3 separate regions of the Homo sapiens genome follow, and regions 1 and 3 are each linked to region 2. Evidence: chromatin contacts called from ENCODE Hi-C or POLR2A ChIA-PET data. All regions are on one chromosome and are shown on one strand. The core of a region is the stretch at or near the end of the contact, and the rest is flanking DNA. Distances in the headings are between cores, read along the strand shown.

What was found. A loop is a pair of places that touch in the nucleus more often than their neighbours do. ChIA-PET counts read pairs that join two places held with the same protein, here RNA polymerase II (POLR2A). Pooled maps may share reads with other maps.
Region 1: a pooled map shows a loop between it and region 2 (2.9-fold over the local background). The contact joins the promoter of KIF2C here to the enhancer-like site in region 2. A Hi-C loop is called at or near these places in 2 of 50 pooled maps. POLR2A ChIA-PET finds 5 or more read pairs at or near these places in 9 of 52 experiments (CD4-positive, alpha-beta T cell, CD8-positive, alpha-beta memory T cell, GM12878 and 5 more).
Region 3: a loop to region 2 is called in a map with no recorded cell type, with 9 times the contacts of the local background. The contact joins the promoter of TESK2 here to the enhancer-like site in region 2. A Hi-C loop is called at or near these places in 1 of 37 single-sample maps with no recorded cell type and 5 of 50 pooled maps. POLR2A ChIA-PET finds 5 or more read pairs at or near these places in 2 of 52 experiments (activated B cell and naive thymus-derived CD4-positive, alpha-beta T cell).

What each region holds. Positions count from the first base shown.
Region 1 is chr1:44,738,525-44,742,488 of GRCh38, reverse strand. It overlaps KIF2C (kinesin family member 2C), which reads right to left and starts at 2,652. Exons shown (of 21, transcript NM_006845.4): 1 at 2,487-2,652; 2 at 1,482-1,576. The coding sequence starts at 2,556. RefSeq lists an enhancer at 2,832-3,001.
Region 2 is chr1:45,051,298-45,054,932 of GRCh38, reverse strand. The region is part of intron 4 of ZSWIM5 (zinc finger SWIM-type containing 5); the gene reads left to right. Among named protein-coding and RNA genes, the nearest start is that of UROD, 41 kb to the right of the region's middle. Within about 2 kb of position 1,837, at least 3 of the 41 ENCODE cell types and tissues checked have a DNase peak (open chromatin) inside an H3K27ac peak, as active enhancers do; they include GM12878 and OCI-LY7, where a contact is called at or near this core.
Region 3 is chr1:45,489,603-45,493,375 of GRCh38, reverse strand. TESK2 (testis associated actin remodelling kinase 2) reads left to right here and starts at 2,213. Exons shown (of 11, transcript NM_007170.3): 1 at 2,213-2,524. RefSeq lists enhancers at 1,925-2,219, 2,506-2,555 and a silencer at 2,056-2,275.

The sequences.
Region 1 (3,964 bases), core at 1,403-3,902, 310 kb after region 2:
ACCTCGGCCTCCCAAAGTGCTGGGATTACAGGCATGAGCCACTGCGCCTGGCTGCAGTTTGCTTTCTACAAACATACCAGAGCCGGGCATGGTGGCTCACGCCTGTAATCCCAGCACTTTGGGAGGCAGAGGCAGGCGGATCACGAGGTCAGGAGATCGAGACCATCCCGGCTAACACAGTGAAACCCCATCTCTACTAAAAATACAAAAAATTAGCCGGGCGTAGTGGCGGGCACCTGTAGTACCAGTTACTCGGGAGGCTGAGGCAGGAGAATGACGTGAACCCGGGAGGCGGAGCTTGCAGTGAGCTGAGATCTCGCCACTGCACTCCAGCCTGGGTGACAGAGTGAGACTCTGTCTCAAAACAAACAAACAAACAAACAAAAAAAACCCAGAAAATTATTGATTGCTTCAATTTAGAATGGACCTGACTAAATAAAATCCCAATGCATCTGGAAGGGGACCATTCTTTTTTTTTTTTTTTTTTTTTTTGAGACAAGTCCTCATTCTGTTGCCCAGGAGGCTGGAGAGCAGTGGTGCAATTTCAGCTCACTGAAACCTGTGCTTTCCCAGACTCCAGCAATTCTCCAGCCTCAGCCTCCAGAGCAGCTGGGACCACAGGCATGCACCACCATGCCCGGCTAATGTTTTTTGTATTTTTTGTAGAAATGAGGTTTTGTCATGTTGCCCAGCCTGGTCTTGAACTGCTGAGCTCAAAGCGATCTGCCCACCTCGGCCTCCCAAAGTGCTGGGATTATACATGTGAGCCACTGTGCCCAGCCAAGAAGACCATTTTTATTTTTTGAGGAAAGGTCTCACTCTGTCGCCCAGGCCAGAGTGCAGTGGCTCGATCATGGTTCAGTGCAGCCTCAACCTCCCAGGCTAAATCAATCCTCCCACCTCAGCTTCCCGAGTAGCTGGAACCACAGGCGTGAGCCACCACACCCTGATAATTTTTAATTTTTTTGTAGAGACAAGGTCTCAACATTTTTCCCAGGCTGGTCTCGAACTCCTGAGCTCAAGCAATCCTCCAGACCAGGCCTCTCAAAGTGTCGGGATTAGAGGCAAGAGCCACCGCACCCAGCCAATTTTTTTTTTTTTTTTTTTTTGAGACAGATTCTCACTGTCACCCAGGCTGGAGTGCAGCGGCACAGTTTCGGCTCACTGCAACCTCCGCCTCCCAGGTTCAAGCAGTTCTCCTGCCTCAGGCTCCCAAGTAGTTGGGATTACAGGCATGCACTACCACGACTGGCTAATTTTTGTATTTTCAGTAGAGACAGGTTTCGCCATGTTGGCCAGGATGGTCTCGAACTCCTGACATCAGGTGATCTGCCCGTCTCAGCCTCCCAAAGTTCTGGGATTACAGGCGTGAGTGAGAAGAGCACAGCATCAGAAACTAGGCTCTCACAGATTCCACTTCTGCACAGATCCTTTATGTAGGAAGACATTAAATGTGGTAGAGGAATTCTCATAGAACCTACCTCTTTGCCCTTTGTGGCACCTCCTTCTGCCCATTCCACTGAAACACAGGATTTCTCCAAGTTCACAGTCCTTACATTGGCACTGTGAATTAAACCTATAAAGTATGAAAAAACCAGAGTTACCCATCTCTTTCCTGAGAGCTTCACTTTTAGGATTCCACAGAGATTCCCAAAGTGGAGTTAACCTGAAGGAACAGGCAGCTACCTTAAAAAAAAAAAAAAAAAAAACTAAGAGAAACAAATAAATCTCCTGGGCTTCACCTTTAGAATATCCACAGTGAGGTGGGCTGGGGACAGGTTTTTAAACTGAGCTGCATGGGATAAGGATTCACCCCTACTCAAGAGAGCCTACAAAAAAAGAGAGATAGAGCCTACAAAAGAGAACATACAAAAGGTATGTTTGAGCACAGGATTCCCCACAACCCTTAGATGAACTTTTCCTCAACATAGCATTGAGGATCTGGCCCTTTTGGGGTTTTCCTAACTCATTTCTGGCGGTCATATCTGTCCATTTCCCTAATGACACGGGTATCAGACCTGCCAGAACTGCGGTACCTGCTTAAGCAAAAGAGAGAACGACTACAAGCTCCTCAAGCGCAGGGTTCTTGTCTGTCCCGTTTACCTGACATACCGCAACTGCGCAATATTTATTCGAGAGTAAAGGGGCCAGGAGACCGAGGTCCCCATAAGAGCAGGGCATTTTCAGGGGAGAATTTTGGAAGGGAAGTGAATTTAGAAGTCCCAACTTCCCTGGGAGGTCTACCAGCCTTGGAGAAGGTCCGCCCACTCCCAGAGGACTGCGAAAGGGACCACGTACAGCGCAGGGACTCTCACCCCTGTGTAGGCAAGAATGACTGCCAGTGCAGAGACCCGGAGTGAGTGCGTGTGAAAAGGAGGGAGGGAGAGAAAGAGAGTGAAAGCCCATCTGTGTGTCCGGGGACGGGCAGTAATTTCAGTCGTCTCACCGCTCACGAGTCCCCTTGACCTAGGGACCCCGCTCCTCACCATTACTGCGTTGGATCTTGATAGCGAGACCGGGAAACAGGCGGGCCTGAAGCGACGAGTCCATGGCCATTCGGAGAGTCAGCAAGGAAGAGAAACGCGCAATACCAAGAAACCTCAATTTCGCTAACCCTACGAAGTCTTAACGCCGCGTAAACCGCCGCAGTTTAAATCCCGCGCGCAAGCGTCCTTAAAACGTCATTCCGCTGTCCCCGCCCTCGCTTCCGCCAGTCAGCGGCGCCCTGCGGAGCCTTGGGGGAGACGCAGTTCCCAACCATCTTCCTACGCTTGGCACCGCCCATGCGTCTGGCCACACCCCCGAGCGCTGTGCCTTCTGGGAACTTCGCCGCTACGTGGGGTCTGGGGCTCCCATTTCTGGTATTGTCCTCGGTCACCTTGTACTGCGGGGTTCCCGAAAACTGGGAAACTTCAGTATGTATTTGACAATGAGGGCTCTGGGATCCTACAGACATGGGTTCGAATCGTAGCTTCTTCAATTGCAAGTTCAGTGACCTCGAGCAAGTTGGAGACTTGGCCGGGCGCGGTGGCTCACTCCTGTTAATCCCAACACTTAGGAAGGGAGAGGTGGGAGTGATCGCTCGAGATCAGAAGTTCGAGACCAGACAGGGCAACATAGCCAAGACCCTGTTCTCAAAGCAAAACAAAACCACAGATTAGAAACTTGACTTAGTTTTTCTTATTAAATAGTGCAGAAGCATGTTGCCTCATTCAAGGAGTTATGTATAAATTTCCAGAAAGACACTGATTCACCAGATATTTATTGAGTGAAGTCTACCACCTGCTAGGCATGGTACCAGGAAATGGAGATAATGAACTAGACACATAGTTCCTGTCCTCCTTTTTTTTTTTTTCCATTTAACCCTTAGTGGACACAGCACATGTTTCAGAGAGCACGGGGTTGGGGGTAAGGTTATAGATTAACAGCATCCCAAGGCAAAAGAATTTTTCTTAGTACAGAACAAAATGGAGTCTCCTATGTCTACTTCTTTCTACACAGACACAGTAACAATCTGATCTCTCTTTCTTTTCCCCACATTTCCCCCTTTTCTATTCGACAAAACCGCCATCGTCATCATGGCCCGTTCTCAATGAGCTATTGGGTACACCTCCCAGATGGGGTGGCGGCGGGGCAGAGGGGCTCCTCACTTCCCAAATGGGGCAGCCGGGCAGAGGCGCCCCCCCCCCCCACCTCCCAGACAGGGCGGCGGCTGGGAGGGGGCTGCCCCCCACCTCCCAGACGGGGCGGCTGGCCGGTCGGGGGCTTTCCCCCCACCTCCTGGACGGGGCGGCTGCCGGGAGGAGACGCTCCTCATCTCCCGGACGGGGCGGCTGCCGGGCAGAGTGGCTCCTCACTTCTCAGACGGGGCGGCCAGTCAGAGACGATCCTCACCTCCCAGACAGGGTGGCGGCGGGGCAGAGACACTCCTCAGTTCCCAGACGGGGTCGCGGCGGGGCAGAGG
Region 2 (3,635 bases), core at 588-3,087:
AATCGCTTGAACCTGGGAGGCAGACATTGCAGTGAGCTGAGATCATGCCACTGCACTCCAGCCTCGGTGACAGAGCGAGACTCCATCATTGCTCAAGAAGAAAATTTAAGGGTTATCCTTGATTCCCTATTTTCTTTTACATCCAAACCAAGACCTGTTGATCCTCAGAGTTAGAGGACTGAATGAGATAAAGTGCTTAACACCTTAATTCCTAGCTGATGAAAAGAAATCAGTGATAGCTATTATTTTATTATATTTAATATTTAATAATTACGTAAAATTTTAATTTCCATAGTAGCTACCTTTGCTTTGAGTTTTTGATACTTTTAAAATTTTTTGTTGTTGTTTTTTGAGAAAGTGTCTCACTCTGTTGCCCAGTCTGGAGTGCAGTGGTGCGATCTCAGCTCACTGCAACCTCTGCCTCCTGGGTTCACTCAATTCTTCTGCCTCAGCCTCCCAAGTAGCTGAGACTACAGGCGCGCACCACCACGCCCGGCTAATTTTTCTACTTTTGTAGAGACAGGGTTTCACCATGTTGGCCAGGCTGGTCTCAAACTCCTGACCTCAAGTGATCCACCTGCCTCGGCCTCCCAAAGTGCTGGGACCATAGACATGAGCCACCACGCCCAGGCCAAATTTATTTTTATTGATTTACTTTGAGACAGGATCTCACTGTCCCCTAGGCTGGAATACAGTGGTGTGATCATAACTCACTGCAACTCAAACTCCTGGGATCAAGAAATACTTCCACCTCAGCCTCCCAAGTAGCTGGGATTACAGGCAGAGGCTATCACACTCAGCCAATTCTAATTTTTTGTAGAGGTAGGGTCTCACTATGTTGCCCAGGCTGATCTCAAACTCCTGGCTTTGTGATCCTCCACCTCAGCCTCCCCAAGCACTGGTATTACAAGCATGAGACACTGTACCAAGCCAACACTTTTTTTTAAGTTGTAGGAAAATATGCTTCTGGATACTGATAACAGTCTTGTGAGTGATGTTTTATACAGGCAACTAGTAGGATTTTTTGCTTTGTCTCTTTCTCAGGGTTGTAATTGTATTGAAACAAATTTATAAGGATGTAATTAATAAGACAGAAAACTCATTTGTAACTTATAGGTGAAAGTACTTGTGCTCACTTTCTAGGGATCCTTTTTTTTTTTTTTTTTTTTTGAAACAGAGTCTCGCTCTGTCGCCCAGGCTGGAGTGCAGTAGTTCAATCTTGGCTCACTGCAACCTTTGCCTCCTGGACTCAAGAGATTCTCTTGCCTTGGCCACCTGAGTAACTGGGATTATAGGCACACACTATGATGCCTGGCTAATTTTTTGTATTTTTAGTAGAGATGGGGTTTCACCATGTTGGCCAGGCTGGTCTCGAACTCCTGACCTCAAGCAATCCACCTGCCTCCGCCTCCCAAAGCACTGGGATTACAGGAATGAGCCACCGCACCCGGCCAGGATCCCCTTCTTAATATCAAAATGCCTAGGAAATTGGAACTCCTCCAGGACTAGAATTAGCACCCTGTTTCTTTACCTCTTAAGCCTCTCATCTCACCTAATCTGTTTTCCATTCCTATTATCCTATTGATTTTGCCATTCCTAAGGTCACCAGAGTTCTTCTGAAGTTGCCAGATTTAGTAGCTTCTTTTTTTGGTCCTCTTTTTTACCTGTGAAGATTAAATATGAAAATCTGTTTCTACACTATAGATGAAAAGCCCTTCTTAAACTGTAAAATAAATGTTACTATAATCCCCTAAAGAGTCACTGTTGTAAGTATCAGTTCCTTTTTTCTTTTTTTTTTTTTTTTTGTTTGAGACGGAGTTTCACTCTTGTTGCTCAGGCTTGAGTGCAATGGCGGGATCTCAGCTCACTGCAACCTCCGCCTCCCAGATTCAACCGATTCTCCTACCACAGCCTCCCAAGTAGCTGGGATTACAGGCATGCACCAACACACCTGGCTAATTTTTTGTATTTTTAGTAGAGACGGGGTTTCTCCATGGCAGTCAGGCTGGTCTTGAACTCCCGACCTCAGGTGATCCGCCCACCTCAGCCTCCCACAGGGCTAGGATTACAGGAGTGAGCCACTGCACCCAACACATAATATAGTTTCTTTTTCATGGTACATTTAAAAAATTGAATTGAAAAAATAGAAATGAGGGTTTTTTCTTTTTTTTTTTTCCCATCACCCATGCTGGAGTGCAGTGGTGTGATCTCGGCTCACTGTAACTTCCACCTCCTGGGCTCAAACAATCCTCCCACCTCAGCCTCCTGAGTAGCTGGGACCAGCTGGGTGCATACCACCATGCCCAGCTAATTTTTTGTATTTTTGGGAGAGACAGGGTTTCACCATGTTGCCCAGGCTGGTCTCAAACTCCTGAGCTCAAGTGATCTGCCCTCCTTGGCCTGCCAAAGTGCTGGGATTATAAGTGTGAGCCACAGCACCCAGCCAGAAATTAATTTTCATCTTCAATTAATATCTGAAATTGAGGCTAAGATGGCTTTTCAAAACATTCCTATTTGGCTTTGAGAGGCTTTGAAATAGTGTCCAAATGTACTTCTATCCATGGATGTAACTACATCCTAAAGGATGTTTATATTAAGACATACTGCAGCCAGCCATGGTGGCTCACGCCTGTAATCCCAGCACTTTGGGAGGCCAAGGCGAGTGGATCACCTGAGGTCAGGAGTTCTAAACAAACCTAGCCGACATGGTGAAACCTCATCTCTACTAAAAATACAAAAATTAGCCGGGCATGGTGGCGGATGCCTGTAATCCCAGCTACTAGGGTTGGGGGTGGGGTGCGAGGGGGGGCGCTGAGGCTGGAGAATTGCTTGAACTCAGGAGGTGGAGGTTGCAGCAGTGAGCCAAGATCGCCCCATCTCACTCCAGCTTGGGGGGCAAGAGCGAGACTTTGTCTCAAAAAAAAAAAAAAATCCCAAGAAAGTAATGGTTTTAAGGCATCACAAGTTATCAGCAGTTTGAAAATCCAAGTCCAAATAAATTATTTTTCTTGGATAAGCAAATACCAAGATTCTACTATGTGCTAGGTAATATGCTAGACCCTTTACAAAGGTTATCTCATTAAATTCTCACAATATCCCTACAAAGTAGGTATTTTTATGATCTCAGTTTTACAATTGAATGATTTGATGAAGCTCAGGAAGTTCAGCTAAGCAAAAAAATAAAACCTTTTCTGACTTCCTCGCTTCCAACCATGTCCTTGTGTTAAATGCCCTTCCTCTATGCTGCTTTCATACCCTGAACATATCTTTATCTTAATACTTATCATATTCAAATGGAATTATGTTTATTTATCTGTCTCCCTCACTAGACAGTTCCTCAAGGGTAGGAACAGTGTCTGCTTTATTCACCAGCACAGAGCCTTAACATAGGAGGCTCTTAATAAATATTTATTACACTGCAGATTTGAGCTCAGAGTTCAAGCCTAAATCTGTCTTTATATCACAGGCACACAGATTGAAATAAGATAGTCACTCTACTTTAAGGAAGTGTTGGGAAGGAAAAACAAGCCAGTTCTGAAAATCTTAGCAAGTTTTTTATATTAAGAAAAGATAATGCTTTGGAAACTTTCTCTACCATCTAAAAATGAAACTGAAACATTAAGGCTTACACACAC
Region 3 (3,773 bases), core at 964-3,463, 440 kb before region 2:
ACACCCAACCTCAACAGAAATATTAAATAGCAATGTGGAAAATTGTTATTTGAGCTGTCACCAGGTGGCAGCACATGATTTGTTGCCAGAAGAATGGTACCAAAAAGCCTTTGGTCAGGGGGACTGGGCTGGGGTGATCTCTCTTCTCCCTTCAGAGATTCTGTGAGCTACCAATTAATCTTCCTAAAACACTGCCCTGTTTAGTTTATGGTCCTGCTCAAGAATAGCTCTCACAGCATAAAAAACAAAAGACAAATTTGAATATTGGCATTTAAGCCCAACCCACATGCAGCCTCTTCTCTCTCCAATATCTCCTACCACACTTCTTTCTTTCTTTTTATATTTTTTTGGGACAGGGTCCTGCTCTGTTGTCCAGGCTGGAGTGCAGTGGCACCATCCACAGCTCACTGTAGCCTTGACCTCTGGGCTCAGGTGATCTTCTGGCTTTAGCCTCCCAAGTAGCTAGGACCACAGGTACATGCCACCATTTTGGGCTCATTTTTTTTTTTTTTTCTGTACAGACAGGGTCTCGCTATGTTGCCCAGGCTGGTCTCAAACTCCTGGCTTCAAGTGATCCACCTTGGCCTCCCAAAGTGCTGAGATTACAGAAGTGAATCACTGTGTCTGGCCATATTTTTTTTTTTTTTTTTTTTTTGAGACGGAGACTTGCTGTGTCGCCCAGGCTGGAGTGCAGTGGTGCGATCTTGGCTCACTGCAACTTCTGCTTCCCGGGCTCAAGCGATTCTCTTGCCTCAGCCTCCTGAGTAGCTGGGACTACAGGCACGCGCCAATACACCCAGCTAATTTTTCTATTTTTAGTAGAGACGAGGTTTCACCATGTTTGCCAGGATGGTCTCGATCTTCTGACTTCGTGATCCCCCTGCCTCGGCCTCCCAAAGTGGTGGGATTACAGGCGTGATCCACTGCTCCCGGCCCTGGCCATATTTCTTAAACTTTATGGCCACCAGGAATGCATACCACTTATACTCTTCCAGGAGGATGAAAGTCTTAAGATGTCTGAAAAGGGGTCTCTAACCCCTGGGAGTGCTAATACAGTAAGGCCCATACTGCTTGCTCTTGCCCTCCTCCTGTTCTAGTCTCTTCAGTCATGAGATTATGAGCTCCTGATGTCCAGGCACATGCAAAAAGTGAAGAAATATGTGCCTTGAACAGCTGGGCAGAATTCTTAGCTGGGAGCGGTGGCTCACGCCTGTAATCCCGGCACTTTCGTAGGCCAACGTGGGCCGATCACTTGAGTCCAGGAGTTACAGACCAGCCTGGGCAACATGGTAAACCCCGTCTCTACAAAATATACAAAAAATTAGTCAGGCATGCTGGCGTGTGCCTGTAGTCCCAGCTATCCGGGGAGGCTGAGTTGGGAGGATCATCTTAATCCAGGAGTTTGAGGCTGCAAGTGAGCCATGATCGCTCCATTGCACTCCATCATCCTGGGCGACAGAGTGAGACCCTTCTAAAAAAAAAACAACCAACAAAAACAACAAAAAATCCCAACTTATTCCCCACCAGCTTTCTTTCAAAATCTGTTTTCAAGCTAGCTGAAGTGTTACCTCCTCTAAGCTTTCACTTAACCGAATCTCATAGTCATGATTAATTGCTTCCCTAGCATTTTGTTTAGCTCTACTGATTGCTCTTACTATTTCAAGTCGGTATTATTGATATATTTTTTCCTCCTCACTATACTGAAATCCTGCAGGACGCAGCATTCTTACCGCTTTTCCTTACTCAGCTATACCTTGACCAACCCGAAAGCCGCGCCAGTCTAGTCCATTTTCTATTGGCTTTATCAATTACCAATCATTTCTGTGTTTAACATTTTTATTGGTCCATCTTGTGTTTACTGCCCCGCCCTCTAAGAGGCTCCTGGACTTGGGTTTCCCCCAGGTGTATTCCCTCCTCCTCGGTTCCGCCTTTCCCACACACTGCTTCTTCTGTTTTTACCTCGACTTCCTTCCTATTGGTTCCCTTCGTCCTCCGGAGTTGGCACCTACGGCTGTTGATTGGCTTTTCTGGACGCCCATTGTGCCCACCCTCATACCACGTGGCATTCCTAGCGCTAATTGGGCAATTCCACTACCTCGTTTATCAGGAGTTGACGGTTGACTGGCTACTCTGAGGGAGGGCTTGAGGGAGGGGCGTGGCCAGCCGAGACCCCGCCCCCAACCCCCCTGCTGGGCCGGGTAGGCGTTTCAGTCTTTCGCGGCCCGGGAGCTCAGCAGAGCTACCAGCTGCCCTGTTGGCTTCGCTGGTCGGATCGTCCTCCTGGCCCCGCCAAACAGGCGGGGGGAGCGGCCCCGACTGTGGGGCCATGGCAGTAGTCTCCTCGTTCGCCGCCGCCGCTAGCCTAGCTGAGTCGCCGGCTTCTGCGCTAGGGGCTCCCACCGCCTCCGCAGGCTAAGGAGCCGCTGCCACCAACGAGCTGTGAGGGTTACTATGCTCCCTCTTTGCCGCCGTCTCCTCCTCTTGCCCGCGCAGGCACCCCTCTGGCTGCTCAGTCCTGCCTCAGGTAACGTGAAAAGAGGACGGGGGTCACAAACCCGGGCATCCTGCCTGGCCCGCGCGCGCTGCCGCTCCACCTCCTCTGCCCCGGAGCAGAGGCGCCTGCGTCCCTCCGCACCCGACGGGACCCCTCGGCTTCCCAGAGGTCCCCCTCTCAGCGGCGGCGGACGCTCCCTTCCTGGCCGCTTTCCCCTTTCCTTCTCACTTCCCTCAGGCTCCCCGCCACGTCTGCTCCCCCTTAGAACCTGGGAACCCATTAGAAGTTACCTCGCTCGCATTAGGGATCTTTCGTTTTCTCGGAAAACTCTTGTTTCAGAGACTTCCAGCTCCCCACTGAGCGCCTCCCTGCTCGCATACCCGCTCCTGCCTCAGAGATCTGGGTTCCTTCACTTGACTTCCCTCCGATACACTCTTCCCTCGAAAACGTTCACCTCTACCCAGGAAAACAATTCCCTCCCCTCAGACCCTACTGCCTTCCCCCTCTTCTTTCCTCGCTTGTCATCGTCTCCCTTCCTTTCCCCTCTCTGCTTTTTACTCTTCGCTGTGAAGAGTGGACTAAGCCAGTGTTCAGATTTCGCTACAAGCGAAATCCAGGTTTGCGTAATTTAAAAGTCTTTAAATTGTATACCTCTGAGAAGAACTTGCTGAGGAATTTGGACTTCATGCTGCATGCATGGGGAGCCGTTGAAGGTTTTGTAAGCAGGAGCTTGGTATGATTGCATTATCTTTGGTGAAAATATAGAGGAAGGATTGAAAGTGAAGACCGTGGAGGCGGAAAGGCCAGGTAGGCAGAAAACGAGTGTGCTCATCCAGGCGGGAGGGAATGGCCCGAAATTCCAAGAGGTTTCAAAATAAAGTTGAGAAGAATAGTAGAAAGTTTCTGACTTGGCTGATGGTGTGAATCGGTAGTGTTAATTGAAATAGGGAACATAGTCTCTGGTTATACCACCCTCAACGCTCCTGATCTCATCTGAAATAGGGAGCATAAAAAAGCAATTTTGAGAGAAGGTAATAAATTTGGTTTTGAACAAGTTAAGTTTCAGGGTTTGTTTGTTAGTTTTTGTTTTTTTTGACGGAGTCTCATTCTGTCACCCAGGCTGGAGTGCAGTGGCACGATCTCAGCTCACTGCCACCTCCTCCTCCCAGGTACAAGCGATTCTCCTGCCTCAGACTACCGAGTAGCTGGGATTACAGGCATGCGCCACCACGTCCGGCTAATTTTTGTACTTTTAGTAGAGACGGGGTTTCCCCACGTT